Linked DNA regions of Homo sapiens: regions 1, 2 and 4 are each linked to region 3. Evidence: chromatin contacts called from ENCODE Hi-C or POLR2A ChIA-PET data. All regions are on one chromosome and are shown on one strand. The core of a region is the stretch at or near the end of the contact, and the rest is flanking DNA. Distances in the headings are between cores, read along the strand shown.

The links. A loop is a pair of places that touch in the nucleus more often than their neighbours do. ChIA-PET counts read pairs that join two places held with the same protein, here RNA polymerase II (POLR2A). Pooled maps may share reads with other maps.
Region 1: a pooled map shows a loop between it and region 3 (7-fold over the local background). The contact joins the promoter of KLF2 here to the promoter of JUNB in region 3. A Hi-C loop is called at or near these places in 9 of 50 pooled maps. POLR2A ChIA-PET finds 5 or more read pairs at or near these places in 2 of 52 experiments (K562 and activated B cell).
Region 2: a pooled map shows a loop between it and region 3 (7-fold over the local background). The contact joins the promoter of ELAVL1 here to the promoter of JUNB in region 3. A Hi-C loop is called at or near these places in 1 of 50 pooled maps. POLR2A ChIA-PET finds 5 or more read pairs at or near these places in 2 of 52 experiments (A673 and Panc1).
Region 4: a loop to region 3 is called in a map of CD8-positive, alpha-beta T cell, with 8 times the contacts of the local background. The contact joins the enhancer-like site here to the promoter of JUNB in region 3. A Hi-C loop is called at or near these places in 1 of 168 maps with a recorded cell type or tissue (CD8-positive, alpha-beta T cell) and 2 of 50 pooled maps. POLR2A ChIA-PET finds 5 or more read pairs at or near these places in 2 of 52 experiments (CD4-positive, alpha-beta T cell and activated B cell).

What each region holds. Positions count from the first base shown.
Region 1 is chr19:16,322,752-16,326,210 of GRCh38, reverse strand. It overlaps KLF2 (KLF transcription factor 2), which reads right to left and starts at 1,385. Exons shown (of 3, transcript NM_016270.4): 1 at 1,213-1,385; 2 at 179-995. The coding sequence starts at 1,287. It overlaps KLF2-DT (KLF2 divergent transcript), which reads left to right and starts at 1,541. Exons shown (of 2, transcript NR_186323.1): 1 at 1,541-1,904. RefSeq lists silencers at 158-247, 718-767, 798-1,047, 1,138-1,867, enhancers at 47-817, 818-1,590 and a promoter at 1,240-2,075.
Region 2 is chr19:8,004,010-8,007,441 of GRCh38, reverse strand. It overlaps ELAVL1 (ELAV like RNA binding protein 1), which reads left to right and starts at 1,801. Exons shown (of 6, transcript NM_001419.3): 1 at 1,801-1,947. It overlaps LOC105372266 (a long non-coding RNA gene), which reads right to left and starts at 1,629. Exons shown (of 4, transcript XR_936302.2): 1 at 1,484-1,629. RefSeq lists silencers at 1,426-1,915, 2,146-2,345, 2,376-2,425.
Region 3 is chr19:12,790,096-12,793,531 of GRCh38, reverse strand. It overlaps JUNB (JunB proto-oncogene, AP-1 transcription factor subunit), which reads right to left and starts at 2,046. Exons shown (of 1, transcript NM_002229.3): 1 at 217-2,046. The coding sequence starts at 1,760. The coding sequence ends at 717. It also overlaps a transcript of HOOK2 not described here. RefSeq lists enhancers at 1-57, 1-183, 78-197, 2,072-2,683, 2,984-3,436, silencers at 1,248-1,357, 1,728-2,307, 3,168-3,436 and cis regulatory regions at 1,787-2,341, 3,181-3,436.
Region 4 is chr19:16,370,282-16,373,749 of GRCh38, reverse strand. The region is part of intron 22 of EPS15L1 (epidermal growth factor receptor pathway substrate 15 like 1); the gene reads left to right. Among named protein-coding and RNA genes, the nearest start is that of KLF2, 47 kb to the right of the region's middle. RefSeq lists enhancers at 1,648-1,717, 1,858-2,027. Within about 2 kb of position 2,074, at least 22 of the 41 ENCODE cell types and tissues checked have a DNase peak (open chromatin) inside an H3K27ac peak, as active enhancers do; they include CD4-positive, alpha-beta T cell and CD8-positive, alpha-beta T cell, where a contact is called at or near this core.

The DNA.
Region 1 (3,459 bases), core at 136-2,635, 3.5 Mb before region 3:
CCCCAACCAACCTCCCGAGCCACGCCTCCTGGGGAGTCCTAAGCGTGCACCACCTGCCAGATCCCCCTGAGCCACGCCCCAAGGGAGGTCCTAAATTCATTTTCTGGCGCGCGCTGGGAATCCGACCTCTCCTCCCGCGTCCCCCCGCCTGCGCTCCTGGCTCGTGCGTGCCGCCCACCTGTGTGCGTGCGCAGATGCGCCTTCAGATGCGAACTCTTGGTGTAGGTCTTGCCGCAGCCCGCGTAGCTGCAGGTGTGAGTGGCGGTGCGTTTGCGGGGCCAAGAGCGGCGGCCGCGCTTTGGCTTGGCCTCCAGCAGCTCCAGCGGGGACGCAGGCGGCGTGAGGAGACCGCGGGCGGCGGGGGGCGCCAGGCCCAGGGCTGCCGCGGCGGCGGCCGCGTCGTCGAAGAGACCGAAGGCTGGGGGCGCAGGCGGCGCGTAATGCAGGCCGGGCCCGGGCGCGCCGAAACCAGGGCCACCGAAAGGCGGCGGGAAGGAGGCGCGCGGACCGGGCGCGGGCAGGCGCGCGGGGCCGTCGGGGCTGAGCGGCGGTGTGTCGGGCGGCGGCGGGGGGCGGCCCCCGGGACCTCGCATGCACGAAGCCGCCGGGCCCGGGGCGCCCTCGCGCTTGAGGCCGCGCGGTCCACGGGTCAGCCCGGGGGCGCAGCCGTAGCCGCCGCCGCCGTCCGCTTCAGGGGGCTCGGCCTTGACCAGGCGGCCGGGCGGCGCCAGCAGAAAGCGGCCGTGCAGTGCGGGCCCCAGCGGCGCATCCAGCTCGGGTCGCAGCAGCTCAGACACCAGGCCACCCGCGGGGGCGCTGTAGGGCGGGGGCGCGCCGGGTTCGGGGTAATAGAACGCAGGCGGCGGGGGCGGCGGCGGCGGCTCCGGGGCGGCCTCGGCGCCCAGGCCATCCAGCCCCATGGACAGGATGAAGTCCAGCACGCTGTTGAGGTCGTCGTCGGTGCCGCCGGACTCGGGTTCGGCGCGCGGCCAGCGCTGCGGGCGACAGGGCAATGGGCGTGAGCGGGCGGCGGGGCTCGGGGGGCGCTGCTTGCCTTTTACCACCCTAAGTCCGCGATCCCCGTGGCCCGCATCCTCCTCTCCTGAGTCTGCAGTCCCCGCCTTCGCGTCCTGTCACCCCGCAGCCCACGTTCTACTACCCCGAGCCCGCCGCCCACGGTCCCGGCCGCCCCGCCGTCCCCGCCGCCCTCACCTCCTGCAGGCCGCGCTCGCGGCACGGGCTGGCGAAAGTGGAGAAGGACGGCAGGATGGGTTCACTCAGCGCCATGGCCGGGACCCGGGGAGAAAGGACGCGGACGGGGACACCGGTGAGTGGCTGCCCGAGGCCGGGCTGGTCGGGGCGCGGGCGGGCGGGGACGGCTCTGTGGGCCGCGGCCGGGCCCGCCCAAGCCTTATAGGCGCGGCGCGCGCGGGGGCCGGGCCAAAGCGGCGGCGGCGGAAACGCGTCCCGGATGGGGACGAGCTCCGGGCGCAGCCTAAATTTAGCCGCGGTATATAAGCCGGCGGGCGGCAGCGGCCGTGGCCACTGCGGCGGCCTGGGCCTTGCGCTGACAGCCCGGCCCCTCGCGCGCCGCCAGGGCCGCGCCTCCCCCTCTCCCGGGCCCCGCCCCCGCCCGTCTCCCCGGCGACGTTGTCAACACGCGCTCCACAACAGCGGCGTGACGCTCAGGGATCCCCCGGGCGCCCCGGGCTCCCGCCTGCGCGAGCATCCCGGGGACCTGGAGCGGGGGCGGTGTCGGGGCCTCTCAGAGACTCTCAGGGGAGCACCGGGCTTGGCGGTCTCCCCGGATCCCTTGACGGAAGGGGAGATTGGCTCCAGCCTCAGAGAGGGCTGCAGAACCCTGGATGGATGGGAAGTCTGGAGTCTCCAGGATTCATGGATGGGTGAGGCTGGGCCCCTCATCTGTTGTGGGACCACCCAGAGGGACCCACCGTGTGCACATCACCCTGTAAAAAAAAACACCTTGTGTAGACCTGGTGCAGTGGGTCACATCTGTAATCCCACCGCTTTGGGAGGCTGAGACAGGAGGATCACTCGAGGCCAGGAGTTCAAGACCAGCCTGGGCAACACAGTGGCCCCCATCTCTTAAAAAATAAAAAAAATTAGCTGGGTGTAGTGGGAGGCTGAGGTGGGAGGATCGCTTGAGCCCAGGAGGTCGAGGCTGCAGTGAGATACAATCACACCACTACACTCCAGCCTGGGTGACAGAGGAGACTGTCTCAAAAAAACAAACAAAACAAAACTTTTGTGTGGTAACATCAAGACACATTAAATCTTTGACATTTGAGACACCCACCCCCTCCTCCCCAACCTCAATAAGCCCGTCAAGTGCAGGGAAACTGAGGCAGAGGTGGCTGGGAGAAGTTGGAGTTGCGGCAGGCACAGGCAGGCTGGGTTCCTTTACTGACTTCCATAAATGAATTAAGTAACTCAGAGGACGGTGATGACAGTCATTCCCCCAATACAGCTCCAGCATCGGGGGCATCAGAGGACAATGCTGCCCAATGGGTCCCTTCAATGCTCCACCTCTGTCCCCCACACCATATCCCTGCTGGCCAGGGACTGTCACTCCTGTTACAACTGTCTGCCAGCCCTGGGTAGGCACTGGGGACACAGTAACCAAGAGATAGACAAGATCCCTGCCCTAGGGGACCTCCACTTTAGTGAAGGAGGGAAGGATAGAGGTTTATTCATTTGAGTTTTTTTGAGACAGGGTCTCCCTCTGTTGCCCAGTCTGGAGTGTAGTAGTGCAATCACAGCTCACTGCAGCCTCGAACTCCTGCGCTCAAGAGATCCTCCTGCCTTAGCCTCCCAAGTAGCTGGGATTACAAGGTGCACACCACCATGCCTGGCTAAATTTTTTTTTTTGTATTTTTTTGTAGAGACGGGGTCTCACTATGTTGCCCAGGCTGGTCTTGAAGTCCTGGGCTCAGGCGATCCACCCGCCTCGGCCTCCCAAAGTGCTGGGATTACAGGTGTGAGCCATTGCGCCTGGCCTTACTGATAGGGGTTTAAAAAGAAAAATGGAGCAGTAGAAGGGACTAGAAAGTGAGTGTGAGATGAGGGAGTGGGAAGGAGAAAATGGGGAAATTCTGAATCTCACCCAGGGGGTGAAATGTGAGCTAATGTGAAAAAGTCATTGGGGACCATGTGGGTATGGGAGGAAGAGCATCCCAAGGAGGAACTTGGAGCCAGGTGGTGAGGGATGCAGGCAGCTCCTGCCCTGGAAGCTTGGACTCTCAGCCTCTGCAGAAATGCACTCTGCAGGGTCCCCTCTGCAGCCCCCACCAAACCCAGTCACCGGAGACTTCAAGTTGAATACAAACTTGCTTTCTGCAGTTGCCACTGAAATGGCTGCGAGTCAGCCTCAGCCACTGAGCACGCGCTGTGTGACCTTGAACCAGTGGCTTTGGCTGTTTGGGCTTGCCTCCTCAATCT
Region 2 (3,432 bases), core at 552-3,051, 4.8 Mb after region 3:
CTTTGGGAGGCCGAGGTGGGTGGATCACTTGAGGCCAGGAGTTTGAGACCAGCCTGGCCAACATGGCAAAACCCCATCTCTACTAAAACCACAAGAATTAGCTGGGTGTGATGTTGCACGCCTGTGATCCCAGCTACTTGGGAGGCTGAGGCACGAGAATCACTTGAATAGGGAGGCAGAGGTTGCAGTGAGCTGAGATCACACCACTGCATTCCAGCCTGCACAGCAGAGTGAGACCCTGTCTCCAAAAAAAAAAAAAAAAAAAAAAAAAACTTCTAAGAAAATATGATTAAAAAAAGAAACAGGCTGGGCACCGTGGCTCCCGCCTGTAATCCCAACACTTTGGGAGGCCAAAGCAGGAGGATCACTTAAGTCTAGAAGTTTGAGACCAGCCTAGGCAATACAGCAAGACCTCATCGCTACAAAAAAATAAAACATTAGCCAGGCATAGTGGCACATCCTGTAGTCTAAGCTACTCAGGAATCTGAAGCCGGAGGATTGATTGCCTGAGCTGGGGAAGTTGAGGCTGCAGTTAGCTGTGATCATACCACCGCACTCCAAATTGGGTGACAGAGTGAGATCCTGTCTCAAAAAAAAAAAAAAAAAAAGAAAAACAAAATTGTAGGCCAGGCGCAGTGGCTCAAGCCTGTAATCCCAGCACTTTGGGAGGCTGAGGCGGGCAGATCACGAGGTCAAGAGATACAGATCATCATGGCCAACACGGTGAAACCCCGTCTCTACTAAAAATACAAAAATTAGCTGGTTGTGGTGGCGCAGCGCCTGTAGGCCCAACTACTTAGGAGGCTGAGGCAGGAGAATCGCTTGAACCTGGGAAGCGGAGGTTGCAGTGAGCGGAGATCACGCCACTGCACTCCAGCCTGGCGACAGAGCGAGTCTCCGTCTCAAATAAATAAATAAATAAATAAAAATAAAAAGACTATTATTTTCAGATCATAAAAAAAAAAAAGAAAAAATTAGGCAGAGTGCAGGCATGCCTGTAATCCCAGCTCTTTGGGAGGCGGAGGCAGGAGAATCGCTTGAGTCCAGGAGTTCGAGACCAGCCTGGGCAACAGAACCAGAGCCCATCTTTACATAAAAAAAAATTAAACATGTAGCTTGCATGTATTTCTACTAGGGCATTCTAGGCCAGCGCTGGTTTAGAATGTTAGCCCAATAAGACCAGGTATTTTTTTTCTGCTCACTGCCCATACAGTGATTGACACACAGTAGGCGCTCAATGACATTTTAATGAATGAATGAGATGCTGAGCCTTCGGGAACTGGCTTGCTCAAAGAGCCAGCACCGATGAAGCGCTGACCACGTTCCATGCCCCGCCTCCTCAGCGCACCAGAGAAGGAAACTGAGGCCCGGCAAGGTGACGTCAGCTCCTGCCCAACGGCACGTAGTGCGGAAACGTCGGGGCCGGGATTCGAACCCAGGTTCTGTACCCGTAACCCCGGCGCGCTGACCTTTCCTACCTTACCGGGCGGCGGCAGGACAGACAGGTGCGGGACACACGGCGAGCGCTCAACCAGAGGCGCCGCTCCTCAGCCACCGCCTTCCGTCAGCCTCCGAGGGCCGGAACCCAGTTCGCCCCCTCCGCGGCCATCGCTGGCTGCCCGCGTCTCCGCCGGCCGCGGAGCACTTCGCAGGCGGCGCCGACCGGAAGTCCCGCCTCTCCCGCGCGCCCCGGAGCGCCGCGACAGCTACGCCGGCCAATGAGCAGCGCGCCGTGGCGGACGTCGGCCAATGGGCTCGCGCGCGGGGGGGGCGTGTCCGGGCCGCGGGCCGGAGCGGGTCGTGCGCGCTGAGGAGGAGCCGCTGCCGCCGTCGCCGTCGCCGCCACCGCCGCCACCGCTACCGAGGCCGAGCGGAGCCGTTAGCGCCGCGCCGCCGCCGCCTCCCGCCCGCCCCGGAGCAGCCCCGGGCCCGCCCGCCCGCATCCAGGTGAGGCGGTGGGGGGCCTTCGGCGGCGCCCGACGGGGTAGGCCGCGGCAGGCCTGAGCTCGCCTGGCCTGGCCGCGGGGCGCCCGCGGGCCTGCACCGGCCGAGGCCCAGGCCGCGCCGGACCGGGGGAGGGGACGCGCGCTGGGGCCGCGGCGGGCGGGTCGGGGCGGGCCGGTGTGGGCGCCGGCTACAGGCCCCGGGGCCGGATTCCTCTGGCGCCTCGAGGGACGGGCGAGGGGGATACGGCGTGGGCATGCGCCGGGGGGCCGGGCTGCACGGCCGGGGGCCCCGGTCGCCTTGGAAGCCCGGGCTCCGGGGGCGGGAGAGTGGGGCCAGCTACGGGGGAGCGCCGGGAACGCTTTGAGCGCGCAGAGGTCACGGCCCACGGGCTTGCTCCCCCGGGAAATCCCACAGATTCTTTTGTGGTCGTTGTCAGAGCACCGCGGCCGGTGCGAGGTCCTTTGAGAAGTGTGCAAACCCTTCAGTAGATACACGGGAGTCCTGGGGGAAAAAAAAAATCTAAACTGCATCTTTTTTTGAGCGCCATCTCTAACAAAGCTGTTTGTGGGGCGTGGGACGTTAGGATTTGTAAAATATGTGTGTGTGCCTGTTGGAAACACAAGCTGCACACAGTTGAACAATGGGGGATGGATGCCCTTCCTTCCTTTTCCGGTGCTCTGGGCTGCGGGGCTTGTTAAAATGGGTTTTGGTCCCTACTGTGTGCAGGGCAGGTGGAGAAGAACTTCTGCACAACTTCTGCATGGGCTTCCCGTGGTGGGACTGAGCCCCCTTGCTAGAAAGTGTTCATCTAAGATCCGGATGGCCAGAAATGGGAAGATGAGGAGAATGATCTGTCTAGAGCAGGGTTTCTCGACGTTGGCCCTACTGATGTTTGGGGTCAGATAGTTTTTGGTTGTGGTGGTAGTGGGGGCTTCCCTGTGCAATGTAGGAAGTTGAGCCGTATTCCTGGCCTCTACCCACTAGATGCCAGCAGTATCCCCATGCTCCAAGTCGTGAGGATCAAAAGTATCTCCAAACATTGCCAGATGGCTCGGGTTGCGGGGGAGGGGTCTCTTCCACTCTCACACGCACAGGTGAGAACCATTACTGAACTAAATGCTCTTCCTCCAAAAGTTCTAATGCCCTGGGAGATGCTCCCAAGACCTCGAACAAGCTTGACTCTGTTGAGCCTTAGTTTTCTTATCTATAAAATGGGAAGGACAAAAGTGTGGTGCAAATTGAAGAGGGTGGAAATCCCGTTGCGTTGTGCGTGGTCTGTGCCTGGTAGGCACTGAATAAATGATGTTGTACATAGCCACCAGTATTTATTGAGGATTTACTATGTGCTTGACACTTTGTGGACGTTTGTCTGCAGTCCTTGAGGCAGGTGATGTTATAATTTCCATTAATTTCCATTTTAGAGATGAAGAAACTGAGGCTTAGATGGGTCACTTGATGTGACCAGTCTCATGCACTAAAGTGGCT
Region 3 (3,436 bases), core at 797-3,296:
GTCCCTGGACCGCGTCCCGCGCCCCAACCATCCAACCCTGGAGATCTGGGGACGCGGGAAGGGTGGGACTCCTGGGCTGGGACCACAAGATGCCTGCGCCGAACCGACGAGGGGGACACATACAGGACCGAGCCACCAACAGCACTGAGCTGGGGGCAAACCAGTGCTTTTTTTTTTCCCCCCGCCCTCCCAGCTTGGAAAAAAAGACAACAGAAATTAATAAAGAACCAATTTTTTTTTTACTTAAATAGATTCAATAAAAAGAACAAACACACACAAACACAAACACGTCTTAAAATAAACTCTTTAGAGACTAAGTGCGTGTTTCTTTTCCACAGTACGGTGCAGAGAGGGGAGGGCAGGGGGCGGGGGTCCCCTTCCCAATGTCCCCGCGGGCTTGAGTACCAGGCGGCGGGGCCAGCTCCGCCGCGATCGCCCCCTCTTCCCCTCCCTGTTAAATACACAAATATATTATATTCAATATGAATCGAGTCTGTTTCCAGCAGAAAAAAAACATACAAAAAAAAGTGGAAGGGGGGGCTTGTAAACGTCGAGGTGGAAGGACTGGGCGCAGGGTAGGAGGGCCGGAGTCCAGTGTGGTTTGCGGCGCCCCTAGGTCCCAGGGTGGGTGCCCACCGCCTGCTCCCTGGACCCCAGTGGGAGGCGTGTGCCCAGCCGTCCAAGCGAGGGGGTGTCCGTAAAGGGGCAGGGGACGTTCAGAAGGCGTGTCCCTTGACCCCAAGCAGCAGCTGACAGCCGTTGCTGACGTGGGTCATGACCTTCTGTTTGAGCTGGGCCACCTGCTCCCGGAGGAGGCCGGCGGTACTCGACAGCCCCGCGTTCTCGGCCTTGAGCGTCTTCACCTTGTCCTCCAGGCGCGCGATGCGCTCCAGCTTCCGCTTCCGGCACTTGGTGGCCGCCAGCCGGTTCCGCAGCCGCTTGCGCTCCACTTTGATGCGCTCTTGGTCTTCCATGTTGATGGGGGACACCGGCGGCGTGGCGTCCCGGCTGCGCGCCTCCGGCACGGTCTGCGGTTCCTCCTTGAAGGTGGAGGCGCCGCGGCCCAAGCCCAGCTGCGCCGGGTGGCCACCGGCGAAGGGCGGCGCGTGTGGGAGGTAGCTGATGGTGGTCGTCGGGTACGAGCTCCCGGTCCCGACGGCAGCCCCGGCGCCTCCCGAGGACGCAGAGGCTGGGGAGTAGCTGCTGAGGTTGGTGTAAACGGGAGGTGGCTCCGGGCCGGCGTAGACGCCCCCGGGCCCAGCCGGGGGCCCCCCGGTAGCGCCCAGGGACACGTTGGGGGGTGTCACGTGGTTCATCTTGTGCAGATCGTCCAGGGCTTTGACAAAGCCGTCGGCGAAGCCCTCCTGCTCCTCGGTGACGCCGCCCCCTGCGCCCCCTGCACCTCCACCGCTGCCACCCCCGCGGGGGTAAAAGTACTGTCCCGGGGGTGTAGGCGTCGTCGTGATCACGCCGTTGCTGTTGGGGACAATCAGGCGTTCCAGCTCCGAAGAGGCGAGCTTGAGAGACGCGCCGGTGTCCGAGCCCTGACCAGAAAAGTAGCTGCCGCCACCGCCGCCCTCTGGGCCGGGTCCGCGAGCCCCAGGCGCTTTGAGACTCCGGTAGGGGTCGGCCAGGTTGACCGCCAGGCTCGGTTTCAGGAGTTTGTAGTCGTGTAGAGAGAGGCCACCAGGGGCCCGGCCGTATCCCGTAGCTGTGTATGAGTCGTCGTGGTAGAAGGGCTGTTCCATTTTAGTGCACATCCGGGCGGCCCAGGCGGTCTGGGGAGGGTCCCTGCGGGGCCGCTCCGGGCCTCGCTGCAGCGAGCGGCGAGCTCTCCGCTGCGGTGACCGGACTGGGTGCCTGGTCGCGCGTTCTCGGGGGCTGGCGCGGGCGGGTAGCAGCCAGCCGGCAGCTGTGCGCAAAAGCCCTGTCAGGCTTCCCGAGCCCCCGTCGCCCTCTCTGGCGCGATAGCTTTCCTGGCGTCGTTTCCCCCAGCTCCCAGCTCCCTGCTGGCTCCGAGGCTGGCCTGGCCGCTCTCAAGGTCCCAGCCGCTCAGCCTGAGCCACACGCCTTTATACCGCGCTAGTCAGCCACGGAAGTGCGCTCCGATTGGCCGTCGCCGGAGCCGGGCCCCCGCGCCCCCCTCCTCGAGCGTGGGGAAGGGGAGGAGGCGGCTCGCGTCACTGTCAGGAAGCGCGTGTCCTTGTAAACAGCGGCCACGGGCCGGGTGGCTCGGCGGGGCTGCAGGGGGAGGGGCTCAAAGGACCTCGGGGTACGCATGGAAGGAGGTGCTGGGGGGCCCAGGCACATGAGTGAGGGGTTTCAGGGAGGAGGATGATTTCCCTGGAGTCCACTGGGACAAATACCAGGACCTGGTACGCAGCAAGTGGGGTGAGGGTCCCAGTATGTGCGAAGAAACCCCTGAGGTACCCAGAATACGAGAGGGGTAGGAGGACTGACAATCCATTGGGAGACCCCAAAAAGCAGAAATGAGGGTTAAGCACTGTAAATCGGGAGGGTTAAGGAGACACCTGACCCAGGAATTGACTGGGGGTCCCGGGCTCAGAAGGATGCGGGACTGGAATTTTCACAGGACGGAGGAGGGGAGAGATCAAAAGGGGTGAGTGGGTGGAGCTGCATGACCCATTAAATTGCAAGAAATGAGTAGGGGTCCAGGAGCTCATGGGAGCTGAGTCCAGAGTCTGAGGCTCTCCCGTAAGCGGGAAGGAGGCATTAGGGGAAGTCTAGATATGCAGAAAGCTAGTAAGCGGCCTGGGGTACACTGAGGCAGGTAAAATATGCCAGGTAGAAGATGGAGACATGTCTGCCAGAAATTGGGGACCACTGGGGTCATCTGCTAGCCCGGATGAAGGAGAGAGTTAGAAGGGGCCGGACACATCTTCGGAGCAGAGAAGACAATAAGAGGGTACTCAGTTGACATGTGAGGAGGGGGCCTTGAGGGTCCCGCGCACCAGGACTGCTGGATCTTCCACGACTGCTGCTCCCCCTCGATGGTAACCTCTTAGTCATCTGTATTCTCTGTCCCCCATCCTAAAACCCTCCCCTATTGACCCTGGGCTTTGCCCAACACCGTGTCGGCTCCTAGAGCCTGGACCCAGCCCGACGGCTGGGGCGCGGTCGCCCAACCCCACTCCCTTCCTTAGAAACAGGCTGGGGAAAGAGCGCAGAGGCAGGAAGTGTGGCAACAGCCCCGGGGGAAGGAGCCCGGCCCTGTCTCCGTCACTCGGATCCTACGGGACCGTGCGCCCCGCCCTGGGTCCCGCCGCATCCTGCGCCTCGGAAGAGGAACCTGGGCGTGCGAGCCCCCGCGGAGGCCCGGGTGCTTGGAGCCCGCCCAGCCGCGGCAGCCTCCAGCCACCATCCTCTCCCCTCAAGCAATGGTTCCGCCCGCGGTGCCTGCAGGGGACCGCGGAGG
Region 4 (3,468 bases), core at 825-3,324, 3.6 Mb before region 3:
AAGATGCTTGCCCTACCCTTGCTCTCTGGTCAAGGGAATCAGAGCCGGGCTCTGTACAATTCCCTTCCCGGTTCCTGGCCACACGGCACAGACCCACGTGCAGCCCAGGAGGCCTCTGGTTATGGGCAAGAGCGGTCAGCAGATGAGTGTCGGGTGAAGTCGTGCTCAGAAAGTTCGCCAGGAAGACACAAGGCAGATCTCTTGTTTTCTTGGCTTCTTTAAGACAGAAGATAGTGAAGCTAATCTGTGAATTTTTTTTTTTTTTTTTAAGCATAAAGTCCAACGTTTTCAAACTGCTGGACTTTATGTTTTCTTAAAACAAACAAACAAACCAAAAAAAGCCTTTCTGCCTTTCTTGCTACCCCAGGCTTTTTCTGCTCAGGGAGACCACACGGCCAGCACACAGTGACGGCCGCCTTCCCCTGGCCACCCCAGGGCTTCCCAGATGCTGGGGCTTTGCGCGAGATGCGTGGGTCCCAGCGTGGCTGAGTGAGGAGGAAGGTGAAATGCGACCCCCTGTGAGCCTGGCGGTCGAGCCTTGAGCTGGTGGAGATAGACAGACTGACAAAAAGTCTGAAGGACCCATAGGCTGTCCAGTGGGCAGTCTTAAACATGCACACAGCGTTGACACCTGCACTCATGGAAATCACAATGAAGGAACAAGCTTTTCTGTCATCTCTCCGCCTGGCACATGGAACATGTCTGATGTCCCATGCTCCCATCCAGGGTTTGTCCATCCCAGGGCACCCAGAGGTTTCTAGAACCCTGCTAGGCCTCTGTGCCAGGAAATGGCTGATGTGTGAGGCCAGGACAGGAGAACTGAGGCCGCTTCCTTCTGTCCTCTGGGCAGCCAATTCTGCTAGAATCCAGGGGACTGCTTGATCAGGCTGGTTTCTGGACATTGGAGGAAAGGGAGGCCCCGGGTGGGTCACTTAACCTCCCTGAGCCTCAGTTTTCCTGCCTGACCATGGGACCCACTCAGGCCTAGCAGGTGGGTGTGTGGGTGAAGCGCCTTGCACGGTGACGTGCTGTATGTGGTCTGTAGCCCCCATCCCCACCCTGCGGCACAGGGACCGGGACGCAGGCTTCTGCCATATGGGCACCTTTTCCAGGAAAGACAGGCTGGGCAGCTGAGGTGGCTGCACACATTCTGGGAGTCATTAATTGGGCCCTTTTCTCCCTGTGAGGTCACAGTTTAGTGGAAATCTTTTCCGTTAAAAAAAGCGTGCAGGGAGTTGAACTTCAAAGAGGGCTCCAGCGTCCTCTGTGGGTCATCGCTCATACAGGACCAAATGTGAGTTTGGGTCTGAGTCACGTGTGGCTTTGGTGCCATCTCTTGTGTTCTAGAGGCTGCAGTTTTCAAATTCCGTGGGAGCTGCTTGTCTTATTTTGTTTAAAGGTCAATTGAGGTGAAATTGACATTTGGTGTGGCTGGCATGCAGTGTGGGTGCACGGGCAGACAGGTGTTGACCTGGACAGTCACAGGTGGACCCCTCCACCTGGGAACCTGCAGAGGTTCCTCGAGGGAGAGTTCCGGTCACAGCGTACAGCTGAGTAGCCCACAGTTGGCCATCTGCCCTCAAGGCCACATACTCAGTTCTGTCTCCATCTAAGCCAGAAAGTGCACTCTGGGGACCACCAAGGGCCATCTCCTGGGGCATGCATGGAGCTTTGGTGTGGGCACTAAGTTCTTCTTGCCTGGAGGTCTTTTCAAGAAAGGTGTATCAAGGTATTAAATAACCAGCAGGTGTCTGTTTTGGGCAGAAGAAACTGGTTTCTTTCAGGCAGATGCAGCACAGACCCGGCAGGCTGCCGAAACCTGTCAGTTAGAGTTAGGTTAAAGTTAGCCGTGGCACACACCTCCCCCAGGTAAACAATGGTATATTTTCTGCAACGGACCGGAGATCAAGATCAGTCAGAGCTCACCGCTGAAGAGTTTCTAGGTAAAAGTTGTTGATTTGCAAAGAGAGAAACAGATTTTTTTTTTAAGTGCAGGAAACGGCTGTGTGGGTGTCAGTGATTGGGCCTCAGCCCTGCTGCGATAGTGGGATCCTGCGACCGGCCCCACCCTTGCCACTTCCTGCCAGCGCGGCCCTGCGTTGCGGTTCCTGCCTGCAGCGCCCGGTGACACCAGCCAGCGCAGTTCTACCGCTAACCAGCCAGTCACCTTTAACCTCTCCCCAATTTAATGATTATTTTATTACTGCTAATGACCTTTTCACCTCCTAAACAAAGCCGCATAGGTGATGGTGATGAGCATGTCTTTTCGCCCCCTCCCCACAGTTGCACTAACGAACAGCTTTTACCTAAGTTTAACCAGCGGCTGTCCTGTTTGATTTGAGCAGCTCTCTCAACAAAAGAAGAAGACAAAAGTCATTCTTCCCCTTGCAAACAAGCCCCTCCCGTACCTGTGTGTGGCATCCACCCAGGGTGGCCGTGAGTTCTTGACCTCCCTGCCGGGGGTGCCACACAGGATGCAGCCACCGAGGAAGCCCTGAGGTCCTAAGTGCTGCCAGCTCTCCCACTTCTCTGAAATGCCAGGCCAACATCGAAACCAGGGCTCAGTGACCTCTCCCCATCATGTGCCCATGTGGGTCCCAAAACCTTTTGTTGATTGCACAAGATCCACTTTAAAAATGGCATCTCCATTTGAACCCTGCGGTTAGCACCTCAGCCTTGAACTTAACTACTTCAATTTCGTTCCCACGATGATCTCAGAGAGATAATCCGGTGGGTACATGTGAAATTCTACAATGGGACAAGTGGTTCCACCATCTCAAGGGGCCTGGAAAATTCTGGCACTTGCCTGCCAGCCAGGATGGGGAGGGGGTCCCAAGGAGCCTAAAACGGCCAACCAGGTGGAGTCCCTCTTTCCTGCCCACGCCCCCCATCCCCCAGCACTGCTGTGTTCAAGGAAGCTTCAGAGCTTCCGTCTGAGCCCTCTGGAAGGTCTGTCTTAGGGCTGGGTGGGACCTGCTGACGGTGCCAAGGAACGGTCCCACTCTGAGAGGGAGGAATGTCAGCCTTGTATGTTTAAACTGACTGCAGGCAGATTGCCGTTTGGAGCACTTTCTGTTCTGTAAAGACCACTGAGTTTGAAAATAGAAGCATTTGCCTTCCTGGGCACACTGTACCCAGAGGCGGATCCAGGGAGTGTCGTGTGACTCGATTATCATCTGGTGTTCAGTGGGGTGCAAATGCTGAGGCCTGGGGGGCTGCAGGGTGGGGTGCAGGCCTAGAGTGGCTGGGCTCCCACCCCAGCATCTGAGTATAGGTGTGAACAGACGGGAGCCATCGCCCTGGGGACATCGGGTGTACCTGCCTCCAGGACACCTCAACCCCTTGCTTGGCACCTGAGGGAGGTGAGGGCTGGGGCAGACGCCTCAGAAGGGGGCTCTGGGTGCAGCTCTGGGCACCGCCTCCCTGCTTTTCTGGCGGGGTGAACATGGCCCCTCATCTTTCATCTCT